Regions from separate parts of the Homo sapiens genome. Here region 1 is linked to region 2. A link is a contact called in ENCODE Hi-C or POLR2A ChIA-PET data. All regions are on one chromosome and are shown on one strand. Each heading gives the region's core, a stretch centred on a gene start or an enhancer-like site at or near the end of the contact. The rest is flanking DNA. Distances are from core to core; before and after follow the strand shown. Region 1 overlaps RASAL2 (RAS protein activator like 2). Region 2 has its middle 22 kb from the start of CRYZL2P-SEC16B.

The links. A loop is a pair of places that touch in the nucleus more often than their neighbours do. ChIA-PET counts read pairs that join two places held with the same protein, here RNA polymerase II (POLR2A). Pooled maps may share reads with other maps.
Region 1: a loop to region 2 is called in a map with no recorded cell type, with 2.2 times the contacts of the local background. The contact joins two enhancer-like sites. A Hi-C loop is called at or near these places in 1 of 37 single-sample maps with no recorded cell type and 2 of 50 pooled maps. POLR2A ChIA-PET finds 5 or more read pairs at or near these places in 2 of 52 experiments (A673 and Panc1).

The regions. Positions count from the first base shown.
Region 1 is chr1:178,416,154-178,421,579 of GRCh38, forward strand. It overlaps RASAL2 (RAS protein activator like 2), which reads left to right. Exons shown (of 18, transcript NM_170692.4): 5 at 4,358-4,467. Among named protein-coding and RNA genes, the nearest start is that of CLEC20A, 78 kb to the right of the region's middle. RefSeq lists an enhancer at 1,311-2,510. Within about 2 kb of position 1,883, at least 2 of the 41 ENCODE cell types and tissues checked have a DNase peak (open chromatin) inside an H3K27ac peak, as active enhancers do.
Region 2 is chr1:178,057,502-178,062,285 of GRCh38, forward strand. No RefSeq gene overlaps it. Among named protein-coding and RNA genes, the nearest start is that of CRYZL2P-SEC16B, 22 kb to the left of the region's middle. Within about 2 kb of position 3,455, at least 3 of the 41 ENCODE cell types and tissues checked have a DNase peak (open chromatin) inside an H3K27ac peak, as active enhancers do.

The DNA of each region.
Region 1 (5,426 bases), core at 633-3,132, 360 kb after region 2:
ACCTTTCGTGATTGTAATTGAATGACTTATATGATTCCATTTTCTCTCCTTTCTTAGCATATCAGTTATACTTATTTTTTAAAAAATTTAGTGGTTTCCCTAGAATTTGCAGTTTTTTAAATGTATAACTAATGTAAGTCCACTTTCACATAACACTATACAACTTCGTAGATAGTATGAGTACCTTATAATAAAATAATCTTAATTCTTCCACCTTGTCATTTGTATCATTATTATTCATTTCCCTTATATATAAGTATACATAAGCATATATATCATATAGACATAAGCATATATACATAAGCATACATAATTAAATACATTGTTGTTATTACTTCAATATTAAATCAATTAAGAAGAAAAATAAAAGGTGGTTTTATTTTCACTTATTCCTTTTATACTCTTTGTTTTCTTAAGAAGGTCCAATTTGTGACCTATATTGTTTTCTTTTCTCTCTAAGGAACTTCTTTAAACATTTTTTGCAATGCTGGTCTACTGGCAACATTTTTCCTCAATTTTTTCATGTATGTGAGAAAGCTTTATTTCACCTTCACTTTTGAATGATAGTTTTGCAGGTTATAGAATTCTAGGTTGGTAGTTTGGGTTCTTTTTTTTTCCTCTCAACACTTTAATATTTCACTCCATTCTCTTGCTTGTATGGTTTCTGAGGAGAAGCCAGATGTAATGCTTATTTTTGTTCCTCTGTACATAAGGTGTTTTTTCCTTCTGGCTTCTTTAGGATTTTTTCTTTTTCTTTGTTTTTCTGCAGTTTGAAAATTATATGCCTCAGTGTAGTTTTGGGGGTTGGGATTTTTTTTCTTTTAGGGTTTTTTTTTTTGGCATTTATGCTGCTTGGTATTCTCAGTATTCTCTGAGCTTCCTGGATCTTTGGTTTGGTATATTAATTTGGGGAAATTCTCAGTCATTATTGTTTCTGATTTTCTATTTCTTTCTCTTTTCTCCTTTTGGTATTCCCATTACACGTTACGCCTTTCGTAGTTGTCCTGTAGTCTTTGGATATTCTTTTCTGGGTTATTTTTGTTTGTTCTGCTTGCTTTTCAGTTTTGGATGTTTCTATTGATATATCCTCATGCTTAGAGATTCTTTCCTCAGCCATGTCCAGTCTACTAATAAGCCTGTGCATAAATTTATATTTAGTATCTAAAGTCTGTATTAAATGGCAAGTTCCTTGAGGGCAGAGTTTGTGTTTATCTTTGATTTCCTTACAACTCCTAGTAGAGTTCTCTACAACAAATAAGCATAAGTTTTATTAAATACAATGTATCATATTATGTCATATGAGGTATGATATGATATGTGCCACAAGGCTGGACGCAGTGGCTCATGCCTGTAATCCCAGCACTTTGGGAGGCCGAGGTGGGCGGATCACCTGAGGTCGGAAGTTCAAGACCAGCCTGACCAACATGGAAAAACACCATCTCTACCAAAAATACAAAATTAGCCAGGTGTGTAATTCCAACTGTAATCCCAGCTACTCGGGAGGTTGAGGCAGGAGAAGAGCTTGAACCTGGGAGGCGGAGGTTGCGGTGAGCCGAGATTGCACCATTGCACTCCAGCCTGGGCAACAAGAGTGAAACTCCGTCTAAAAAAAAAAAAAAAAAAAAAAGTGCCACAAAAAGGTAGAATTAAATTACTAGATTTAATTAGTAGACAGTCTACTAATACTGTCTCAGTCAAATGCTTAACTGTATTTTCATTAGAAATATATGTATGATTTTTGGTCGACTCCTCGGCCTGGATCTCAACCTAGGCCTAGCAATCCTATTACAATTCTATAAACTTAAGCCTGGTTTGCTAGCTACATTTATTAGCAAATGTGGTGACTCATTCTGATTGAGTCATAGAAAATAGTACATAAAGCCTTTGCCTTTATGTACTAATGACTGTGACTAATGACAGTGACTCTCCCTAATGACACCAAAATTGTACAGTTGACCCTTGAACAACATGGGGGTTAGAGACACCACCCTGCTATGCAGTTGAAAAATTTCATATAACTTTTGACTCACCCAAAACTTAACTACTATTAGCCTACTGTTGACTGGAAGCCTTGCCAATAACATATACAGTCAATTAACACATCTTTTGTGTGATATATGTATTATATGTTGCATTCTTAAAATTGTAAACTAGAGAAAAGAAAGTGTTATTGAGAAAATCATAAGGAAAAGAAAATATACTATTTACTATTCATTAGGTGGAAGTGAATCATAAAGACCTTCATCCTCATCATCTTCACATTGAGCCTTTTTCCCTTGCCTTTAGTCAATCTCTACATACCTATAATAAGCTGGAGTGAAAAACAGCCTAGGGTATTATGTCTATGTGATATATACTAGGAGTTTTTACACTTAACTCCTTGGATGGCCAAAACAATAAGATATAGCATTATAAGTATTTTCTTTCAGTAATCTAAATAGTTCCACTTTGATTTGAGTAAGTTTGTTTTCATTTTTCTCTAATAAAAGGAGCAATGCCTGCATGTTTAAAAATCACTTGGCTTGGTAAAACACTGTGGCAGTCTATACTGTTGTTCACCAAATATTTTCAGTTCCCTTTCTGAGTACCTGGTAGTACTATATATCCCTTCCTCCATTGAAGTTAGATATGGTCACGTGATTGTTTTGTCAGTGAAATGAGACCAGAAGTGATATGAAGCTTTAAGAGCTAGTACATGTACATAATTTGCTATTTTACCTTTATCCTGCTGCAAAAACTGTAGAAGCCCAGATAGCCTCCCTTAGCCTAAGTTCCTGAGTAAGGACAGCATAGACAGGATCCCACCCCCTCAGTTGACCTGCTTATGGACATGTAACATATTTTATGCCACGAAGATTAGGGGGGTGATTAGATAATCATAACCTAGCTTATCCTGATAAATATAGCCTTCACCCCAAAACAGTGGGCTTTGGTAGTTACTAAAGGAATATAAAAGATTTGATGTGCTAATATTGGCCTAGTATTTCTTTTTCTTCATTATAGAAATGTTTATTGTACACAGCTTATATAAAATGATATTCATCTCAAGAAAGAGTCATTCTCCATGTGTCAAAATATTTTTCTTTGAATTAGAATCTTTGCTTGAAAAATTTTGTTTTATTTTATTTATTTGTTTTTGGGTTAGGGTTTCATTCTATTGCCCCGGCTGGAGTGCTGTGGTACAGTCATCACTTACTGCAGCCTCGAACTCCTGAGTTCAAGCAATCCTCCCACATCATCCTCCTGAGTAGCTGGGACTACAGGCATGTGCTACCATGGCTGGCTAAATTTTTTATTTTATTTTATTTTATTTTTGTAGAGATGGGGTCTCGCCATTTTGCCCAGGCTGGTCTTAAATTCCTGGCCTCAAGCTATCCTGTCACCTCAGCCTTTTCAAAATGCTGGGACTACAGGCATGAGCTACCGTGTCTGACTGAGAAATTTTAATATGCTTCTATAAGATTCCTTTCACCTGCCAATGACAGAATTGTAAATTTCTTGAAAGTAGTGACCGTCATTCATTTTTGCATTTATTCTTTTATTCAACAAACTTTTGTTAAGTGCTCACTATTTGCCAGGTGCAGAGTCGAGGAGGATGTTCAGGGAACTCTAGATAGTTTGGTAAAACTGGCAGGAGGCAGGCAGGGGCCATAGACTGTAAAGCACTTTGTTCCAGTCTGGAAGCTTTAATGATTTCATAAATGATCTATACTTCATTTTAAAATAGTTTATCCACATTCAATACTTAATTTTACAATGCCATATCCAAGGTGACATAGACTGAGTTTTAACACTTCTGAGACCACCAATACATTATATTTTACAACTTAGTTAACTCCTTTTTACATATCTTAGAACAAAGCTTTTTCTCTTCTGTCAGTTATCTTTTAATTCCTCCAATGCGCCAAGTACCTTCTCACCTGGGGGCCTTTGCACATGCCATTTTCTTTGCCTGTTTTCCCTTAGTTTGGGAAATCAGTAGATGTCATTTGTATTGAAATTGCTGGTACCATCTTCATAGAAAGGAATATATTTGTGTATGTTATATTGTTGTGCTTTTTAGAAATCTACCAGTAAAATTAGAAGTTTTTCTTCCATAACTAATATAAACATTAATAAATAATAAATTAGGTGCTACTAGAAAGTTTAGTTATCCCAATTCTCACAGAAGAAAATTTTCTCATCACATTGCCAGGTGGTTTCAAGTGACTATTATTTACAAAATTAAAAAGCTTAAAAGCTAGTTTCTATTTCTGGTCTTTATTGTAAAAGTCTAAATACCTTTTGCAGAGATAGTGTGGACGAGTAACATTCCCTTTTGGTTCTCTCTCCCATCACCTTCTGCCTTTCCTTCTAGGGATTCTTCAGCAAGCGCCTGAAAGGCTCCATCAAGAGGACCAAAAGCCAGTCAAAGCTTGACAGAAACACGAGCTTTCGGCTTCCATCCCTTCGCAGTACAGATGACAGGTAGGAAGTTAACTTTCTTAAAACAAAAAAAGCAGTTTGAGAGTGAATTTTGTTAAGGCATTTTGGTCTATTCTGAATTTGAATCAATGACAAATAGAAAAATACAATAAAAAATTGACTTTTATGTCGTGTTCATATTAAGGCAAGATACAAAATATTGACTCAAATACCCAACCAGTTTAAGAATGTTATAATATTGGAGAGTTTGTGGATACATAAAAACTAATTTCAGAGTCAGTTAAGCTATTTCTGTAGAATCAAGTTACAGTGGTCAGAGGTGTATCTTTTGTTTGGTTTTTGGTAGAATGACTATAAAGAATAATGATTATGATAGCTAAACAATTTTAGCACTGTCGCAGGATGCTTCATACATGTTATCTTGTTTCATCTTTATAATAACCGTATATGATAAATACTATTATTATCACCATTTTATAGATGAGGAATCTGAAGTACAGAGAGGTTAAATAATCTTGCCCAGGGTCATACAGCTAGTAAATAGCAAAAATGGTATTTGAACTTGGGCAGTTTGGCTCCAGAGTCCATGCTTTTTACTGCTATGTTCTGTATGTATAGCATATGAAATTGGCCTTGTTGGTTTGCAATTACATCTAGAAGACGTGCTGAAAAGGAAGCCTGGGTGGATTTCCATAATTAGGACTACTAGCTTGAGTACAGCTCCCTAAGGATAATATGCTTCAAAAATCATTGAATGTGTGCTAACACATTTTTGACACATCATGTCTCGATAATGTTCAAAATTTTGGAAACAGTGCTTGTGGTATCAGCATCAGCACATCATCACCACCACCTATATTTATTAAGTACCTACTGTGTGCCATACGTGTTAAATGTAGTCTCTCATGTAATACAACAACCCTAGATACTATTATTATCCTCATTTTATAGATGAGGAACTGAGGCATAAAAAGTTTGAGAAACTTGCCCAGGGTCACACA
Region 2 (4,784 bases), core at 2,205-4,704:
TATATCCTCATTTCCTAAAATGGAAGCCGAATGTATGGAGAACAGGCCTTGGAGGGACACAGGTTCCTCAATTCCGGCCTCTGTGACAGGGAGGTCTCCCGCCCAGTTTCCTTTCCTTCAGAGTGAGGAAGAGTCTGTGTGCAGGGGCTGGAGCCTCTGGACACAAAAATAGAATATTCGAGCGTTTGGATTTTCCTTTCCTGACAGTGAACTTACTCAGGAAGAGGCATTTAAGCAAGATTTTTTTTCCTCTGTTTTTCAAAAAACACGTTTAATGGGAGGAACAAAACTGTTGAGAGAAGATTTTTCAGCCCCATCTTCTTTGGCCCCAAACAGGCCAAGGTGAGGCAGTCTTTTTCTTCCTTAATTGCCCTTTTTGCTTGCAATCACATTGCCCCCCCCACATGCCTCCCCCCAGCATGCTTCTAGACGCCTTTGCAAGGCCCCCCACCAAGTCTTCAAAGCACCACCATGTCTTTGATTGTTGGGCTCATAACTGAGACTTCCCACACAGTGGTATGAAGCGACATATGATTCAAGCATCCTCATTCCAGAAATATTATTAGTCTCAGGAAAAAAAAAATAGGGGCCTGCTCTGTGTCTGTCACCTGAAATAAACTCCCTGTTCCTCTCCTACTGCTTCTCAGATACTCAATTCTAAAGATTATTCCAGCTTATTTTGCCACCCCCAAGGTTTCTAACCCCAGCCCCCCAGCTAGTGACTGAAGGAGAGAGAGGAGGAAAGGGGCCCTCTGAAGTTGGCCACCTCAGGGTATATGAAGCACGTGCTTGTCACGTGGAGAAAAAATGTGCTGGGCTAACCTCTGAGACTCCCTAGAGAATCCAGAGTTTGTGTCTCTTTGCAGAGCTCAGAACAGCCTGTATGTTCTCCTCTCCCTGTTGTGCGCCTGGCGCTTCCCCAGTGAGATATCTCCTGCAAAAGCTTTTCCTGTAAGGGGTGGGGAGCTTTTGTTCTCTGGGAAATATGGTGAAGCTAATTAAGAGCATTGTCCTGTGAGGGGGGGAAGGCGGAGGGCTTTCCGAGATGGTGGTTTTCACCAGGGGTAAGTGAGGGCTGCTGAGATCTCTCTGTCCTGCTGGGTCAACCGTTTTAGGGGGAGATTGTGATGAAGCCCAATAACATAAAAATAGATACGTGAAGTATAATCTCTCCCTCCCTCCCTCTCTCTTTCTCTCTCTCTTTTTTGGCATTTGAGTTTCCGGTACTAACTCACTTCAGAAAAGGACACTCCAACAATTTGGCTTTTAACTCCCACTGACCTGGCACAGACTGGAGGTCACAGGACTAATGCCTTATTCTATTTCACCCCAAACATGCAGGGGTGCTGCTAAAGTGAAATTTCCAGCAACTATATAGATTTAGCTGTGGGCTGTGCGTGTAGAAGTAGTTCAACAACTCTCAGTTCTTGACTTCCAAAACAGGAGTAGCATATTTTATGGCATTTGTAAGATACAGCACCACAAAGGTCTTAAAATATATAAGCTATGATTGTCCCCATAGTAGCAAACCCAATTAGGAGCAAACATGTTGAGGCAGCATTCTGTAAGGTGTGTCACTTATCTGGTTTGCTCTCTCTGGATTTAAAAATCTTTATGTATCAAATACTACAAATATTTATTGAGCACTGACCACATGCTAGGTAGTGTTCTGGGTGCTTCAGATATATTCGTGGATGAAACAAACACAGATTCCTGCCCTTGTGGGGCTTACAGTCTAGCTGAGGAAGATAAAATAAAGAAAAATAAGTAGGTTATATAATATATTACAAGCTGACAAGTGCTTTCGGGGGAAACATAGATCAAAATAAGGGCAATTGGGAGAGTTGTGGTGAAGGAGGCAGGTTGCAATTCAGTTAGGGTGGTCAGGGTAACCATGAGGTGGTCATTGAGGTGACAGTTGAAAAAGACTTGATGGAAGTGATGGAAAGCTGGGTGCAGTGGCTTGCACCTGTAATTGCAGCAACTCAGGAGACAGAAGTGGGAGGATCACTTGAGGCCGGGAGTTCAAGACCAGTCTGGGTAACATAGCAAGAGCCTGTTTCTAATAAACGAACGAACGAATGAATGAGTGAAGTGATGGAGTTCGCCATGTAGACATCTGTGGAGAAGAAACTTTTCCAAACGAGAGAAGAGCCAATGCAGAGGACTTGAGATGAAAATGTGCTTAGAGCAACAAGGAGGCTGCTATGGTTGGAGTAGGAGAGCATAGGAGGAGAGTGGAGAGAGGTGACAGACTCCAGCTCAGCAGAGCCCCGTGTGCCATGGTAAGGACTTTGCCTTTGACTCTGAGCAAAAGAGGGAATCATGGGAGATTTTTTGAGCAAAGCAATGAAGGGATCTCATTTAAATTTTTACAGAACCATACTGGCTGCCTTGTAGAAAATAGACTGGGATAGTGTATCAGCAAAAGTGATTAATCCTAGGTATATAAACATATATATTTTTTTCAGGATATATTTTGAAAGTAGAGCCAGCAAGATTTGCTGATAGATTAGATGTGGAATGCGAGAATAAGAGTTAAATCAAGGACAACTGCAAAGCTTTTGGCCTGAGCAACCGAGAGGAAGGAAAAAGCATCAGTGGAGAAAGGGAAGGGTGCACCAGGGTCACTTGGGGTGCATTTGATCCAAGTAACTTATCTATGGTTCTTATCCAAGTGTGTTGATCAGAATCATGTGGGACGCTTTCACAATTATACTTGCCCAAGATCCCAAAAGATTCTTCTTTAGTAAGTCTGGAGTAGGGGTCCAAAAATATATATTCAATGGAGAGCTGCTAAATTGTAAAATAATAGTTGGTGGAGTTCTGTGTTTAAAATTCTGGACTTTGTAATGAAACAAGTGAAAGGAATTATAGATAAACCTCCCACTCTCTGGGATTAACTATACTTTAGGTCCTCCTTTCAAAATATCTTCCAAATGAACTATGCATAACTTACTAAACAGTTAAAGCTGAAGCATACAAAAATGATGAATAATAGAAGAAAGCTGCCAGATTAATTTCCAGTCTCTTCCATTATGACATTGGTAATATTCATAGCCATTTATGGGACAATTCTGTCCTGAGTGTATTTAGGTTCCTTTGAAGCTAACCTAGTGTGGGCTATCTAAACATCAAGCCATTCACCATCCCTCCAGCAGTGAGCAGAGTGGGAGAGGCAAACCTTCAGTGTAAAATACACAGGAAGAGAAAAACAGTGTCTCCAGGAAGATTTGGGGGAATAGTTAAAAAGGGGAATGATGGTGTCTCCAACCCAAGCATTACTTAGAAACATTCATCTGTTGGTAAAGATTACTGATCCCAGTTTCCAGATTTAAAAACTGAGACTTGAGGCTAACCGAGTTCTTCTTATACCAACTAACAATACAATGGTAGGACTGAGCTTCAAAGTGACTAATCACTTTGGAGGCCAGCTTTTCTGGTTCCCAGGCTGTCAGCCCTTGCTTGTCAAATTGGTTCCACCAAAAGTTGGAATCCCTCGGTGAAAGGAAGGATTGCGTAATGAAGCAGCATTCCATGGGGACTTTCTATTCTGTCTGACTCCTAACCAGATCTTTCTTTCATGCGGGATCATTTTCTCAAACTATTTATTTCTGTGCGGTGGTGGTGGGAACATTGACGACAAAATGGCACCTTCTTACTCAATTTTGCTGCTCCCTGTGTGTCTGACTCACACCTGCTGACAGGAATGAGCCTCTCCGCTTCTTCCTTCCCCGGGGAGCTGGAGGTGGATTTTAACTTGCCCTTGCCCTCCCCACCATCCTCATGAAGACTGTCAGCTTAGCTCTGATTTTAAAACAACAAAAAAGAGAAAGAAACAAAGCAACTCCACAAACCTTTATTACTCAGCAGGTCACTAGAGGCAGAGAAAGAGCAGCTCAATTTTCCAGTCTCACATGGAGGCACCAATGCTGCCTGTGAAAGGCCAGCTTTGACTTGTAAAACAGCAGCTAAATTGTCCACAGAGGCTCTTATGCAAGCAGCAACAAGGGGCTCCCATTTCCGTGTTCAACCTTCAAGCAGAAAATATTTTTTACACTGGCAGGAACATCTATTTGAGGACATTTATTTGGGCAACATTTAGAATACTGGTCTTTTTGAAATCAAGTATTCAGTTGACCTGAAAAATAATGCTCAGGTCCAATGAGAGTATAGGACAAAGTAATGTAATGTGCCACTCTTATTGCCAGTAGGCTGTGATTGTGAGTTGGTACTTTCTTTTCCCATTACTGACAATAGGCTGGTACTCATTTTTCATTTTCCCTTTCTGCCCCAGACTCTCTGGAGCACAGCTCTTTGCAAGACAGCTGTCCTAGGAGTAAAGGTTGTGTCACTATTTACAAAGAGTAAAGGTGTCTAGTTATATGTGGATTAAATCCCCGACTTTATCTTCCTTAACACCTTGTTCTATGATACCAAGACAGAAACCATTTGGCACAGAGGTGCTGCCATAAAATCTGTTAGGATTTAGCTGATCTTTAAAAATCTCTTTCTTTGGAGGCAGGACTTGGGTCATTTTCGGACCATGTTGGAATATTTTACCTTTATTTGCACACTCATTAGATGGCCAGCGATTGTGCTTTTTCTTTCTTTTTTTTTTTTTTTTGGCCTCTCTTCTGGGGTTGCTTTGGGATATTGGGAAGGGGGCACAATGAAGAGCAAATTGCTCTGATTAATATTGTGTTTATAGTTGTCTATCAAGGTCATTTCCCTAGATGCCAGCCTTTCTTTGTGAAGACGGAAATACTGTGTCGGTGTCTGTC